3 separate regions of the Mus musculus genome follow, and regions 1 and 3 are each linked to region 2. The links are chromatin loops, found by intact Hi-C in ENCODE. Cell type or tissue: heart. All regions are shown on one strand. Region 1 has its middle 13 kb from the start of Gm39068. Region 2 overlaps Mrvi1 (MRV integration site 1). Region 3 has its middle 13 kb from the start of Ctr9.

What was found. A loop is a pair of places that touch in the nucleus more often than their neighbours do. Peaks named below come from ENCODE experiments on the same cell type or tissue, not always from the same donor. Only the 100,000 strongest peaks of a DNase experiment are listed, where the experiment ranks them.
Region 1: a loop joins it to region 2, with 2.7 times the contacts of the local background. A loop is called at or near these places in 14 of 42 quality-filtered maps.
Region 3: a loop joins it to region 2, with 2.3 times the contacts of the local background. A loop is called at or near these places in 10 of 42 quality-filtered maps.

Annotation. Positions count from the first base shown.
Region 1 is chr7:110,724,259-110,729,258 of GRCm38, forward strand. No RefSeq gene overlaps it. Among named protein-coding and RNA genes, the nearest start is that of Gm39068, 13 kb to the right of the region's middle. In heart, CTCF peaks have their summits at 3,005 (motif pointing right) and 4,740 (motif pointing right); no DNase peak of the experiment used is centred here.
Region 2 is chr7:110,927,852-110,932,851 of GRCm38, forward strand. Mrvi1 (MRV integration site 1) reads right to left here. Exons shown (of 21, transcript NM_194464.3): 3 at 1,627-1,727; 4 at 1-20. Among named protein-coding and RNA genes, the nearest start is that of Gm16336, 25 kb to the left of the region's middle. In heart, a CTCF peak has its summit at 2,791 (motif pointing left); a DNase peak (open chromatin) is centred at 2,790; H3K27ac peaks cover 410 bases.
Region 3 is chr7:111,013,210-111,018,209 of GRCm38, forward strand. No RefSeq gene overlaps it. Among named protein-coding and RNA genes, the nearest start is that of Ctr9, 13 kb to the right of the region's middle. In heart, a CTCF peak has its summit at 1,929 (motif pointing left); a DNase peak (open chromatin) is centred at 1,912; H3K27ac peaks cover 380 bases.

The DNA.
Region 1 (5,000 bases), 200 kb before region 2:
TTTTTTTTAGTTCTTTTTTTAAATTGGGTATTTATTTCATTTACATTTCCAGTGCTATCCCAAAAGTCCCCCACATGCTCCCCCACACACTCCCCCACCCTCCCACTCCCACTTCTTGGCCCTGGCATTCCCCTGTACTGAGGCATATAAAGTTTGCATGACCAATGGGCCTCTCTTTCCACTGATGGCCTAGTCGATGACACGAGCTCGGGGGGAGGGGAGGATTGGTTAGTTCATATTGTTGTTCCACCTATAGGATTGCAGATCCCTTCAGCTCCTTGGGTACTTTCTCTAGCTCCTCCATTGGGGGCCCTGTGTTCCATCCAATAGCTGACTGTGAGCATCCACTTCTGTGTTTGCCAGGCCTTGGCATAGTCTCACAAGAGACAGCCATATCTGGGTCCTTTCAGCAAAATCTTGCTAGTATATGCAATGGTGTCAGTGTTTGGAAGCTGATTATGGGATGGATCCCCGGATATGGCAGTCTCTAGATGGTTCATCCTTTCGTCTCAGCTCCAAACTTTGTCTCTGTAACTCCTTCCATGGGTGTTTTGTTCCCAATTCTAAGAAGGGGCAAAGTGTCCATCCTTTGGTCTTTGTTCTTTTTTAGTTTCATGCGTTTAGCAAATTGTATCTTATATCTTGGGTATTCTAAGTTTCTGGGCTAATATCCACTTATCAGTGAGTACATACTGTGCGAGTTCTTTTGTGATTGGGTTACCTCACTCAGGATAATGCCCTCCAGGTCCAACCATTTGCCTAGGAATTTCATAAATTCATTCTTTTTAATAGCTGAGTAGTACTCCATTGTGTAAATGTACCTTTATTTTCTGTATCCATTCCTCTGTTGAGGGGCATCTGGGTTCTTTCCAGCTTCTGGCTATTATAAATAAGGCTGCTATGAACATAGTGGAGCATGTGTCCTTCTTATCAGTTGAAACATCTTCTGGATATATGCCCAGGAGAGGTATTGCGGGATCCTCCGGTAGTACTATGTCCAATTTTCTGAGGAACTGCCAGACTGATTTCCAGAGTTGTTGTACAAGCTTGCAATCCCACCAACAATGGAGGAGTGTTCCTCTTTCTCCACATCCACGCCAGCATCTGCTGTCACCTGAATTTTTGATCTTAGCCATTCTGACTGGTGTGAGGTGGAATCTCAGGGTTGTTTTGATTTGCATTTCCCTGATGATTAAGGATGCCAGTTTGGCATTTGTTGACTTTTTATAACCAGAAATTTAATATGGGATAGAGAACCCAGGATAATATTCATGTCCTGAAAGACCAAAGCAACAAGGCTATGACCCCTTCAGATCTCCTTGGATGGAGGGGTCCCTGGGATCACTTGTAGGTGCCCACTGTGCAATTGAACAGGACTCATGGATCCTGACACTAACATCCTGGTGACCCACGACAAGTGCTCCACAACTCCAGGGTGTGACCAGAGCCAGTTCCTCTGGACACTGGTGCCCTTGTCTTGTCTTAATACAGGGATCTCTGGCTAGGAAGAGGTTGGCTAACTGTTGCCAACCACATGGCCCAAAATAAGTCTGCTCATGGTTCAGGGAAGGGGGATTAGGTAGACACCAAGACTTGGACTTGCTGAGGATGCTGCAGGAGGGCTTCTTCTGGAGTCCCACTCAGAAACGAAGGTTGAGCGGGAAACCCTGAACACCTTGTCATGCATCCTAGCATCAAGTTTCCTTCCCCCGTTCTAGCATAACCTCTGACGTCACTTCTCCAATGGACACATGGGGCTCTATCAGGGAGATTGAGACAGGGAGTCTGGGGCTTCTGGCCTGCCGAGGCTCCCAAGAGTGTCAGAGCAAAGATGAGAGGTTCTGGAGTACCAGAACATTCCATAGAGATTCTACAGCTTGCTCAGTTTTTTTTTTTTCAGAGTGGAATCTACTGTCTTCATTTCAGATGCAATTCCGGTGTCCCCCAGTTTTCCCGTGTGCACTCACGACCATCAACTTTGACTTGTTCTGATTTCCATACAGGTTAATTTTCTCTTAACAATACTCAGCATCCTAATCTGTTTTCTATTGATGTGATCAACCCCAGAAGGGTTTATTTGACTCACAATCTGATCACAGCTTATCATTGAGGGAGTCTGGTCAGGAACTCAAGTAGGAGGAGAGGCAGGGACCATCCAGGAAAGCGGCCTACCAGCTTGCTTCCCATGATGCACTCATCTTGCTTCTTACACAGTCCAGGGTCACCTTCCCAGCGTCTCCTTACTCATAGTGGGCTGGATCCTTCCACAGCAATGATTAACTACATCAGTGTCCTATAGACTTGCCTATAGTCCAATTTGATGGAGGATTTTTCTCGGTTGAGGCTTCCTCTTATCAGGTGACCTTAGTGTGTGTCAAGGTGACAAAAAACTACCCAGCATACATAAATACCTTGAAACGAATGCTTGATCTATGACCTGAAGAAAAGATGGTATTTTTGTTGTTGTTGTTGTTGTTCTCTTTCTGTGACCACTTGTTCTGTGTTGTGGCTAGTGAAGAAAAGGTGGGGTCTCTGCCTAGACAAAGAGGGTGTGGCAAGTGTTTATGGTCCAGCATAGCTCTTTCCTTTTTATGTTTCAAGAGGACCCCAAATTCCTTGAGTGCCTGAGACCTAGAGTCTGCCTCTTTGCATCAAATTGCTGAAAAGATGGGTGTATTCCTCCCAGGTTCTCTCTCCTTTCTCTCCTAATGTCTCTCAGGTTTTGGAAGTGGTTTAGTGATCAAGGGTGGTCTCACTGGCTAACACAGGTGGAACTTGGCTCGTGATGTAGTAATGAAGATGAAGGGAGAGAGACAGATGGAAGCCCTGGAGTGGAGCCACAGGCTCGACCTCCCCAGGGACTGCAGGATAGCTATGTTGGGAGGATGCCTATGAAGGCATTCATCCCAGCCAGAGCCCATGGTAAACACAATGCTGAGTAACAAGGATGATAGACACAATGCCTGTATCTCATTTTCCTCTTGAGAGGCATATACAATAATGACCACTAGGGGGCAGGAGGGCCCTCTTTAGTAAGACAGCTTGCTAGTCAGAGCTGAAATTTCTCTCCTGGTCTCAGGGCCTGTGAACCCTCACTGCTTCCAGTTCATAGCTCACAGAGAGTAAGAGAATATAGGTATGGCACTTGGGGCCAGCTGAAGGGAATCTGGAGGTACCTGTATGGGGCGTAGTGAAAAAGATTCCATTGTGCTTATAATTAAAATACAAAGTAAAGGAAAATCTTAGGTATTGAATTTGTATAAACGTCGAAATGAAAGAATCACAATCATTTTACCACTAAACATGAGCCTGCTACAATCCAAACCTATTAGTATCTTATTACAGGCTTGAAGTGGCAATGTGAATGCTTCAAAATATCCTGGAGCATCGCTGACACGGAATTTTCTTTGAACAAATTGGTGAAACAAAACTTACAAGCAGGGGCTAGAGAGGTGGCTCAGTGGTTAGGAGCTCATCCTGTTCTTGAAGAGGACCTGAATTTGGTTCTTAGTACCTCTGTCAGGTGACTCACATCTGTAATTCTAGCTCTCGGGGGACCCTGAGCCTTTGGCCTCCGTGGACACCCTCACACAAATACACATAATTAAAAAAATTTTTTTTAATTTATAAGTAACTTTTTTTTTGGTTTTTTTGAGACAGGGTTTCTCTGTGTAGCCCTGGCTGTCCTGGAACTCACTCTGTAGTCCAGGCTGGCCTCGAACTCAGAAATCTGCCTGCCCCTGCCTCCCAAGTGCTGAGATTAAAGGCGTGCGTCACCATTGCCCGGCCAAGTAACATTTTTTTTGGCAAGGTATTGCTGCATATCTATGATTTGCCTGGAGCTCAATATTTAGACCAGGCTGGCCTTGAACTCACAGAGATCTGCCTGCCTTTACCTCCCCAGTGCTACAAATACATTTATAACCACTCAAAAGTCTATAGTGGTTGAAGTTGTATTTGAAGGTTATTAGAGCTTTCTCTTCTCATTTTTTTTCATCACACACACTTGACATTTCTTGTGAGAGGCATTGCATATTTGCCCACCAAATCTTTCCTGTTCAAATTCATACCATGGTGGTTATCTGTTGACTTATGGAACACATATTTGATTGTGGAATATCTGCCTTAAGACCCTCCCCTGAGGCGAGGGAAGACCACACAGCCGGCACCTAGAGAAAGAAACTCTTATCCTGCTGCTCATGAGGAGTTCTGACTTGTGCCTTCAGACCTGACATGACTCTGCCTTTCCCTCACAAACAAAAGCAGACGTGTCCTGTCTGGTATTGATACAACATGGGTGAATCTCAGAAAACATTATCCTGACTGAAGGAAGCCAGACACAAAAAGTGCAGGCTGTGTGATTCAATTTACTTGAAGTTTTAGGAAAGGAATAACAAATTTGTACTGATAGAAAGCAGATGAATATTTGTCTGGGTCAGAAGCAGGGGGGCGGGGGGAGAAGAGGTGACTACAGAGAGGCTCATGGGACACGGAGAGGACACAACAACCTTCTTCCTGAAGGCTGATTTCAATTCATGGAATTTCCATGGGTCACAAAATTATTTTCCCCCTTTCTTCCTTCCCTCTTTTTCCTCCTGAGAGGATCCCATGTGCTCAGCATGGCCTCAAACTTGTGCAATTGAGGATGATCTTGAATTCTTTAATTTTTTAAAAAAAATTTACGTCTATGGATGTTTTGCCTGCATGTGTCTGTCTGTACCATAAACATATCAAGGTGGCCAGAAGAGGGCATCAGATCCCCTGCTGCTGCAGTTCCAGACCATTAGTAAGTCACCATATTGGTGTTAGAAGTCCAGTCTGGCGCCTCTGGAAGAGCAGCAAGTGCTCTTAACCACTGAGCCAACTCTCCAGCCCTGACCTTGAACTCTTGGCCCTCCTGCCTCCACCGCCCACATGCTGGATTGGTTCCAGGAGTGCACCACCACCCTGGGTTTAAATGATTCATGCAGTTCTGGGGCTCAAACCCCAGTATCCTGTAA
Region 2 (5,000 bases):
TCCGGTGAGGGCTGGGAGCCCTGAAAGACAGACCATGGTCATCCTGTTAGGAAATCTACTCAGAGATGGACAAATGAGATGACTGTACAGACTCTCAGGGTCACCCCAGAGCATCATCTATGGCACACACAAGGGTCCTCTGACTGTCACCTTGGGAGCATGTTAGATGGTTGAATTCCCAGGCTGTACCCCAGTCTCCCACATCAGAGCCCCTGGGAGGACTAATGGCTCAACAAGTCACTACGCCATTCTGCTGCCCACTCAAGCTATCCAAGCCCACTCTCAAGGGATGGAACCTTACTTACTACAGGAGTTACTCTCTATAAGGACCCGGACTTTAGAGCTATCTTGTGGGAGCCTTACCAAACATACATGGGGGGTCTGGTAGAGACACAGATAATCTGTTTTTGAAAGAGAAAATAAAAGCACAGTTTCACTGCCCTGCAAAACACGGAGCTCCTTTTAACGACGTATTTTAATTATATATGTGTGTGCCTGTGTGTGCAGATGCATATGGAGGCGAGAGGCATCAGGTTCTCCTGGGACTGGAGTTACAGGTGCTTGGGAGTCACCTGATTTGGGTAGTGAGAACCAGTCTCAGGTCCTCTGCAAGAGCAGTGTGTGCTCTTGACTACTGAGTCAACTCTCCAGCCCCATGAAGCTGCCTTATGTCTGACTTAACCCTTTTATTTGGCTTTTTCCACCCCCTCTCACATTGATTATGCAAGTATATTCATTTCTTATATCCTCCTTGGTATTCACTCTGCTCTTAATTAACAGATGAAGATGCTCACTCTGTCCTATGATAATTACCCTCTTACATGTGGTGTTGCCTGTCAACCCCAGGCCTTGTTGCACTTGCTAGGCAAGCACCTTCCCACTGACCTGTATCCCCAGCCCCGAGGATTATCTTTTAAACTTATTAAAAGTGATATCTAGACAACCTTATTCCAGCTAGATCAATTCACGGACCCCTGGTGAGGGGAACAGGGGCAGTGACATCCCTGTGATGGTGATGCACTGTCCCTCCCAAAGGTTCCATGAGGGACCTGCTTTGGCCACAACAGGATCCTATAGTTAAAGATCCACACCTTCCAGGCTTCTGTGGGAATTCCTGGGCTGATATTATGGAAGGTTTTCATGCTATGATGTCTTTGATTTTCTTAAAATCTAGCAGTGTGTACAGGGCCAAATCCAAGAGTAAGAACAACATTTTGGGAAAGAAGATAATGGTGAAAAAATCCTAGGTTCTCTTTCCCATTTTGAAAAACTGCTTGATAATGTGGACTTTTATTTTTGAGATAAAGTTTCTTGTATCCCAGGGTGGATTTGAACCCCTCATATAACCAAGGATGACCTTGCACTTCTGATCCTCTTGCTTCCTCATGATTTCTGGGGTTACAGGTGTGCCCCCACCATGCCCAGGTTAGGTGATACTGAGAATCAAACCCAAGACCTAACACAAACTTAGCAAGAAGTACTCTACAAACTAAGCCATATCCCCAGCCCTCTTTGACAGCATCTTCATCGATAAAGTGATTCAGAGAAAAAGAAAGAAGAAAGTGTTTCTAGAAATGCAGCTATTTGATCCCCACAAAGCATTGCTCGTCCGCCTGGGCTGCATACCTGTTGACTAGGTTTTTGTCAGTCTCTCCTTCAGGTGAACTGGCATCCCCCGTCAGGACGATTGTGGGAGGGCTGGGAAATGGTCCTGCAGAGGGAGAGTCCTGGTGGTTTCGAGCAAAACACAAATGGAGTTAGGCCTGGGCTGAGTTGGGGACATGCAGGGCCTGGAACTGCGGCATTTCCAACAGTGTGACTCCCAAGGCCATTGTCACAGGTCACCAACTCTGTATGTTGGTTTGTCTGTTTCAGCTTCATTAAGATATAACTCAGAAATGGAAATCACATATATTCAAAGTGTGATATTTGCTGTGAGTGTAGAGTGTGACATGGCTACAGATGAATTAATGAACATACTGACTAACTCAGTTTCCCTCTCCCTCTCCCTCTCCCTCTCTGTCTCTCCCCATCCCTCCCCGCCTTTCTCCCTACATGTGGGGGTATGTGCTGCCATGTGGGTGCCAGGAATCAAAGCCATGCTCTTAACTGCTGAGCCATCTCCCCAGCCCCTTGTTTCCTGCTTTTGGAACAGCCCTTTAAACCAGCACTTCTTAGAGCCCGTGGTGGAGCTTTAACAAATTCCCAGCATACATTGGTGCTGAAAAAGATTTTATTTTAATTCATTGACACTCTGACTACTTTCCAAAGCAATCAACAAGAACCAAGTGCTTGGCTCCCACTCATTTTCTTACAACTGAGTAATAAGAAATCCCAGGTTCATGTTTCTGCATAGGAACTGTGGTCCAAAGGATTCTAGCCTGGCCTGTTCCACTCATTCAGGCCTATGGACCCAAACACTTCTGCTGTGGCCTCTCAGGTGGTTCAGCCTGGCCTGCCTTACTGGAGTACAAGACATTGAGCTTTGGAATCTCTCTGACTCTCTTGTTCTTGCTCACGTGTGACTCTTGCCATGGGAAGGCTGAAATTCATTTTTCTACCCACAGTTCTATCACAGTTTTTTACCATGCCTGTGGTGGAGTTTTCACAAACTCCCAGCATGCACTGGTGCTGAAAGGGAGACTTTATTTTAATTCATTGACACTCTGACTACTTTCCAAATCAATCAACAAGAAAATTCAGCTAGAGAAACCTGAAAGCATAAAAATTCGGAGCTGATGGCTGTGAGTGCCCCTACGAGATAAAATGAGCACTTCCTCCCTCTAGTGGCCTATGGTTGGCACTAGGCTAAGCTGTTTGTCCTCACACCCTGTGGAGCTGTGACCCCTCTAGGACTGGCTTTGAGAAGTGCTGGCTTAAAGGCCTGTTCCAGAGCTTCATTCATTTCACCTCTCCAAGGACAGAAAAAGAGAATGAATCTTGAGACTGGACACCTGTACACATAAAACTAAATTTTACAGAAAGAGAGAAAAAACTGAGTTAACTTCTTTCTCCACCTCTTGTCCTCTCTCCTGGCCTTTACTTCACACATCACACACTCTGAACATCCACTTGTGTACCTTCCTGCCCAAGCCCTCCTTAGCCATCGCTTTATCTCTCCGTGTAGCCATTCATACATCTATCCACCAATGCATGCATTTATTTGTGTCTGTTCTCATCCACCCATCTCTATGGATCTACATAAATGCTTGTGTTCGTTCATGTCTCTTCCCCTGCCCACCTATTTATCCATATCCCTGTCTCTCCCTCACATTCATCCAACCCTCTCTCTAAACATCTTCTTTATCCATCAGTAAATTCATCCATAAACTCTTTCCCTGGATATCCATTGATTTATCCATTCATACATCTCTTATCCATTTATCTGCCTGTTCATCCCTTTCTGTCTCCCTATCTACTCACCAATTAACCATCCATTTATCCATTAATCTCTCCCATTCTGCCTGTCTTAGTCAGGGTTTCTATTCCTGCACAAAGATCATGGCCAAGAAGCAAGTTGGGGAGGAAAGGGTTTATTCGGCTTACACTTCCATACTGCTGTTCATCACCAAAGGAAGTCAGGACTGGAACTCAAGCAGGCCAGGGAGCAGGAGCTGATGCAGAGGCCATGGAGGGATGTTCTTTACTGGCTTGCCTCCCCTGGCTTGCTCAGCCTGCTCTCTTATGGAACCCAAGACTACCAGCCCAGAGATGGTCCCACCCACAAAGGGCCTTTCCCCCTTGATCACTAATTGAGAAAATGCCTTAGAGTTGGATCTCATGGAGGCATTTTCCTCAACTGAAGCTCCTTTCTCTGTGATAACCCCAGCTGTGTCAAGTTGACACAAAACTAGCCAGTACAATTGACCCCTTGTCAACTTGACACACAAGCACATCACTAGTAAGCCTCAACCCTTAATTTCTTATTCATCCCCAAGATCTAAACAACTTTAAAAGTCCCACAGTCTTTACATATTAAAAGTCAATCCCTTTAAAATGTCCAATATCTTCTAAAATCCAAAGTCTTTTTACAATTAAAAATCTCTTAACTGTGGGCTCCACTAAAATAGTTTCTTCCTTCAAGAGGGAAAATATCAGAGCATAGTCACAATCAAAAGCAAAAGTCAATCTCTAACCATCCAATGTCTGGGATCCAACTCACAATCTTCTGGGCTCCTCCAAGGGCTTGGGTCACTTCTCCAGCCATGCCCTTTGTAGCACACACGTCATTCTCTAGGCTCCAGATGCCTGGACTCCACTGCTGCTGCTGCTCTTGGTGGTCATCTCATGGTACTGGCATCTCCAAAACACTGCATGACCCCTTCAGTCCTGGGCCATCAATTGCAACTGAGGCTGGACTTTCACCAATGGCCTTCCATGGCCTCTCACAGTGCCAAGCCTCAGCTGCTCTGCTCAACTCCTTCATGCCTTCAAAACCAGTACCACCTGCGTGACCCTTACACATTACCAAGTCCAGCCACAGCACAAGGTACAACTTTGGCTATATCTGGAACACAGCCACTGTGCTCTCAGAAAACACTTCCCAGAAGATTTCACCTCAATGATGCTGGTCTCTTCTTAATCACCGCTAATTTCTTAGCTCCAGCTAACCAGCATCAATAGTTCCAGTAATGCAGTTTTTGCTTTGGTAGTTCTGGTATCTTGTTAATCACAGCTGATTCTTCAGCCCCAGCTAACCAGAACTACAGAATCTTCACAATCAAAACAGCAATGGCCCTGAAAAGAGTCTTTAATTTTCCCTCTGAAATTTCACAAGCCAGGCCTCCATCTTCTGCACTGTTATCAACATTATCTTCCAAGCTCCTACACAACATCCCACAGAGCTCTTAACAATGAATGGATCTTCAAGACCAAAGTTCCAAAGTCCTTCCACAGTCCTCCCCAAAACATGGTCAGGTTGTCTCAGGAATACCCCACTATGCTGGTACCAATTTGTCTTAGTCAGGGTTTCTATTCCTGCACAAAGATCATGGCCAAGA
Region 3 (5,000 bases), 85 kb after region 2:
AGCCCCAGCCCCAGCCCCAGCCCCAGCCCCAGCCCCAGCCCAGAACTGGCTTTCTAAGGTCCACCTTGCCTGTCCTACTCACCACAATGAGAACCTACTATAAGGCCCTCTTCCCTGCTTCCTCCACCACTCTGGTGAAAGTCAGATAAAGTCAGATACAAGAACTTTTGAGGTCTTAGTTCTTCATTACCCTTTTCTCCTCCAAAGAGCCTACCCAAAGCAGATCACATGAACAGTCTGAGTTCAATCAAGGCCGTTCCCTCCTGGAGAGGCACCCACAAGCTTTTGAGCCAAAGAACCCTAGACGGGAGGCTGAGCTCCACTCTGTGTTGAGCAGAAGGCATCCTCTCTGAGACATCTTCATAATCCATCTTCCAAGCAGGGTAAGTAATGCTCACCCTCAGAGTGGCTAGAGAGATTGGAGGGAGGAGCAGGGTGACAGCAAAGATTTTCCGCCCTCCAAATCCAAAGGCACTGGCCTGACTCTCATCTCGGCCTCTACAAAATATTAAGATCCACTTAGAGAGCCAGTCTTCCCCAGGGTTTGAATTGTGTCACTCTCTTTAGAAGAGAGAGAGAGAGAGGCTGCCATCCATCCTGGTTTAAGCACAACTGTCTTCTCCTACATGAAGTTCCATGAACTGCACACAGTGCCTTGTGGTCACACTAAGGATCAAGAGACCAAAAGGAAAGGAGGGAAAGCAGAGGCTGGGCCTGTTCCCGGCCTTCATCAAGAGCTCCGACGGGAGCTGCTTCTCACTGAGAATCCTGGATATAAGAAACAGAAAAGCCCAATATGAACGAATTAAAGACACACGGCAATGTGGTATCAGAACCTAAAGTCGAGAGGTGGCATAGGCTGTCCCAAGGCTCCAAATACTGGGGTGGTGGAAAACCACTGCCAGCTCTGTCTGCAAGCCTCTTGTCTGCACATCTCCATCAGCGTTTTCTGACTTGGCCTTTTCTTGGGGGTAACAGAGCAGCAGCCGACAGCTTCCACAGCTACTTCCTCCCTCATTCACTCTTAGAACAGCTGCAGCCACCAAGGCGATGTAGAGGGGCTGAGGTTGTGTTGGTACCATTAGCTGAGAGTTGGTTTGATCCTAGACTTAAATCACACTGTTGCTCTCTCTGCACACGGACATGGAGGTGAGAAAGAGGAACTTGGAATGTATCCATAAAACCCACTGCAGAGCCCCACCCCCTGGTGTGTTAGACTGTGAGTTAGTATGTATGCATGATAGGTCGTGGGTAGCAGGTGTATGCCTTTGAGCACATGAGTGAATGTTACATGGATGATATGTGCACATAAGTACATGCACGTGGCTTGTGGATTTATGTTGTGGTTCACATTTATGCAAAGTGTGTGAATTGAGAAACCAAAATCAGTTTCCATGCAAGACCTTGCACTCTGGTCACTGCTGCTGTGGCCTCGATGGCCCCCAATGACCTGCTGCAAAATCCCCTTCCCCAGCAGCACCTGTGACAGGTTGGACATATAAAACAAACACTAAAACCTGCTGAAAGAGAGAGAGAGAGAGAGAGAGAGAGAGAGAGAGAGAGAGAGAGAGAGAAGGAAAACTAGTTTAGAGAACGAAAGAAAGTTATTTCCAACCATGTATGTCCTGGGACCAGCACTTTAACCCTTCCTAGCTCCCTGCCTGGCTGAAGCAAAAAGGGCCCCAAATCCCACTTGTAGTCACTACATCCAAGTGTGAGGCAGCCCCGTTGTCACATCCACCTCCACCCGTCTTCCCACCTTATTTTTCTTTTTCCCAGGGACCCACAGGAAGACACTGGCACTCAGTGCTGTATCAGCAGATCTCAACACTCTGTCTTGACTCTTGTAAGCACCAAGTTCAGCTGAGATCTAGAGAAGCCCATGCAATGGCCGGAAGTCCCTGCTTTGCATGGCCCTCTGCTGCCCCCTGCTGGACTATACAGCCTCTGGCTCCCCAGCAACTACCCATTCATCGACCCTAAAACAAGGCTCACCAACACTTCACCCACCCAACACTACTCACTATGCTGGATCCTGTGAAAAGTCACCTTTCTTTTTTTTTTTTTTTTATTACGTATTTTCCTCAATTACATTTCCAATGCTATCCCAAAAGTCCCCCACACCCTCCCCCACCCCCACTCCCCTACCCACCCATTCCCAATTTTTTGGCCCTGGCGTTCCCCTGTACTGGGGCATATAAAGTTTGCCTGTCCAATGGGCCTCTCTTTCCAGTGATGGCCGACTAGGCCATCTTTTGATACATATGCAGCTAGAGTCAAGAGCTCTGGGGTACTAGTGAAAAGTCACCTTCTTGTTCCAAGGATCCTGTCCTTGATTTGTTTCTAAAAAAACCAAAAAGGTAAAGATGGGGTAAGGCTACTTTACAGAGTCACAGTCGAGTTAAAGAGTGTAGCCATTCCTGAATCAAACTTACTGTATGCCTGCTGTTTGCTAGATACTATGTCAGAACCAAGGAAAGGAAAGAAACAAAAAAAGGAACAATCCTTGGTGCTTCTTGCCCTGAATCAACACAGCAGTGAGTCAGGCTGACAATTAAAAAAACAAACAGACCTGCAGTGGGGTGGGAGGGTAAGGGGGCACTGGACAGGGAGAGGCAAGGAGCCAGGAGAGATGAAGCCAGAAGCGCATTGGGGCCAGGCTGTCCTGTAAAAGCACAGGAGGCCACAGAAGGCTGCAAAGGAAGACTGGGAGATGGTGCCTGTCCCTCTTTCTGCCCGCCCCTGGTGGACCCCTCCAGGCTCTGGGAACCGGCATCCCTCAGGGTCTGTCTCCTGCTCTTTTCTGTCTACATTTCTTGCCCCATTGTCGTGATTCTAAACAAGATCTGTATGGTGGCTGGTGTCTCCGTGTAGACCTCTCTGCAGACTGCAGATGAAATAAACACTTTTCTGCCTACATGTGGGTTTCCTAGGCACCCGCCCTCTTTATTTTAACTTTTTGGTTAGTACACAGAGAGGAATCACACTGTGATGTGTTCATACACATTCCTTGTTTCTCTGCCCCACATACACTGCCCCCCCATGCACAAAGCCCCATTCGCTGGTCCCTTTCCTTCCCACATGGTCCCCATTCTGTGACACTATATTCCATGGTCATCTTCCCACCTTCCATCCTCTTCTCTCATGGTCTCATTTCTTCTTTCATGTCATACACACACACACCATATATACACACAAATTTTTTTCTCTAGATTTTGTTTGTATCAAGTGAAAATACATAGTACTTGTCTTTCTCTGGCTAATTTTGCTTAACACAATGGTCTCTAGTTCCATCTACTTTTCTGAAAATGTCATAATTTCATTCTTTACAACTAAACCTAATCCCACTGTGTATCCGTACATTTCCGTCTCCGTGAACCTGTTGATGGGCGTCAAGGGTGGCTTCACTACCTGGCTGTTGGGACTACAGCAGAGGAAGCCTGGATGTACAAGTGTCTCTGAGGTACAGTGAGCTTTTTAATAAAAACCCAGCCCAGCAAGGTCCCAGCGCCTTTCTCCTGTAACTCACCCCATCTCAGCAAATCCAATACTCTCTGAGATCTTAGAATGTCAATAAGCCCAAATGCGGTGTTAAGTCCTTCAGTGTTCCTTGAGCCACCGGCATTTTAAACACATGTGTTTAGGTGGCTAGGTGAACGGTTCAGAAAGGCTGTGCATGGCAAGGCGCTTCAGGAATTAGCCTCCGTTCCTTCCTGCTCTCACTCTGCACCCAGTCTTGACTTCCCTTCCTTTCTTTCTCCACTGCTCACACAAATGATCAACACCTTCCCGGGCCTGGTCCACACCAGGTGTGGCTCTCTCGGTCCTCCCACCACCCTCCACATGACAGTCAGAATGTCATTGCTATTCTTTGGGAATCTGCAGCTTGTCACACACACCACACCCCCACGCTTCAAATCTAGAGGTTTTACCAAATCTGGCCCACATTGCTAGAGAGATGGCTCAGCTACTAAGAGCACTTGTGGCTCTTACTGTGGATCTGAGTTTGGATGACAGCATCCACACAACAACTCACAATCATCTGTAACTCCAGTCTCAAGGAATGCAACTTTCTTCTAACCTTCCTGGACATAAGGCACATGCATGATACACAAACATACATGCAGGCAAAATACTCATGCACATAAAACAAAATAAATAGTCTAAAAATGCATTTTAATCTAGCCTTCTTTCCAAAACATCTCATCCTTTTTTCCCTGTTTCCCATGCTCATGACACGGGTCCTTCATAGTCCCTTCAAACAGGAACTGGAATTGTCTCCTGCCTTCTCTTCAGGCATGCCACTTCTTTACCCAGGACACTCCTGTCTGCTCTTTATGAAGCTGACTGTGTCTTATTCACCTAGCTAACAAGACCTCCCCTGTCTCCTCTATACCAACTGTCTTCCCATACCAAGATGGACTTTGAAGTTCCAACCAATAAACAGGTTACAGGAAGAAAGTACTAAAGCCAAAGAAAAATCAGCACTCAACCCAAATAGCAGGTGTACTGTACAGGGAAAGTGTCAAAACAGGGCTAAGGAGGGGTGGGGTGCCATCGCCAAAGCCCAGCCCAGCCCTGAGTAGCCTCCACTGTTCAGAACCTAGAGACGAGGCAGCTGCCTGCCACCTTTGAGGTTACATGAGTTCTTGTCTCACTCATTACCTCCCACAGTCACTCCAGATGAAAGAATGTTCAGATGGAGACACTAACTCATAAAGTCACTTAAAATGCAAATTATTTTATTACCAATCCAAGAAAAATAAAGGCTCTTCTGAGATGACTATAAAACCCAGGGGCCTTAAAGAGAGACACCAATAAATTTGCACAAATAGCAATATTATTTGGGTCTAAAAAGAGAAGTTCACTCAAAAGACTAACTTCCAAACCAGAGAAAAATATATCTTAGAACAAACTTGTCAAAAGAGTTCTTTCCTTAAATAAACAGAACTGATATAAATGAGTTTTTTTTTAAAGAAGCCAATAGAAAGCCATGCCAA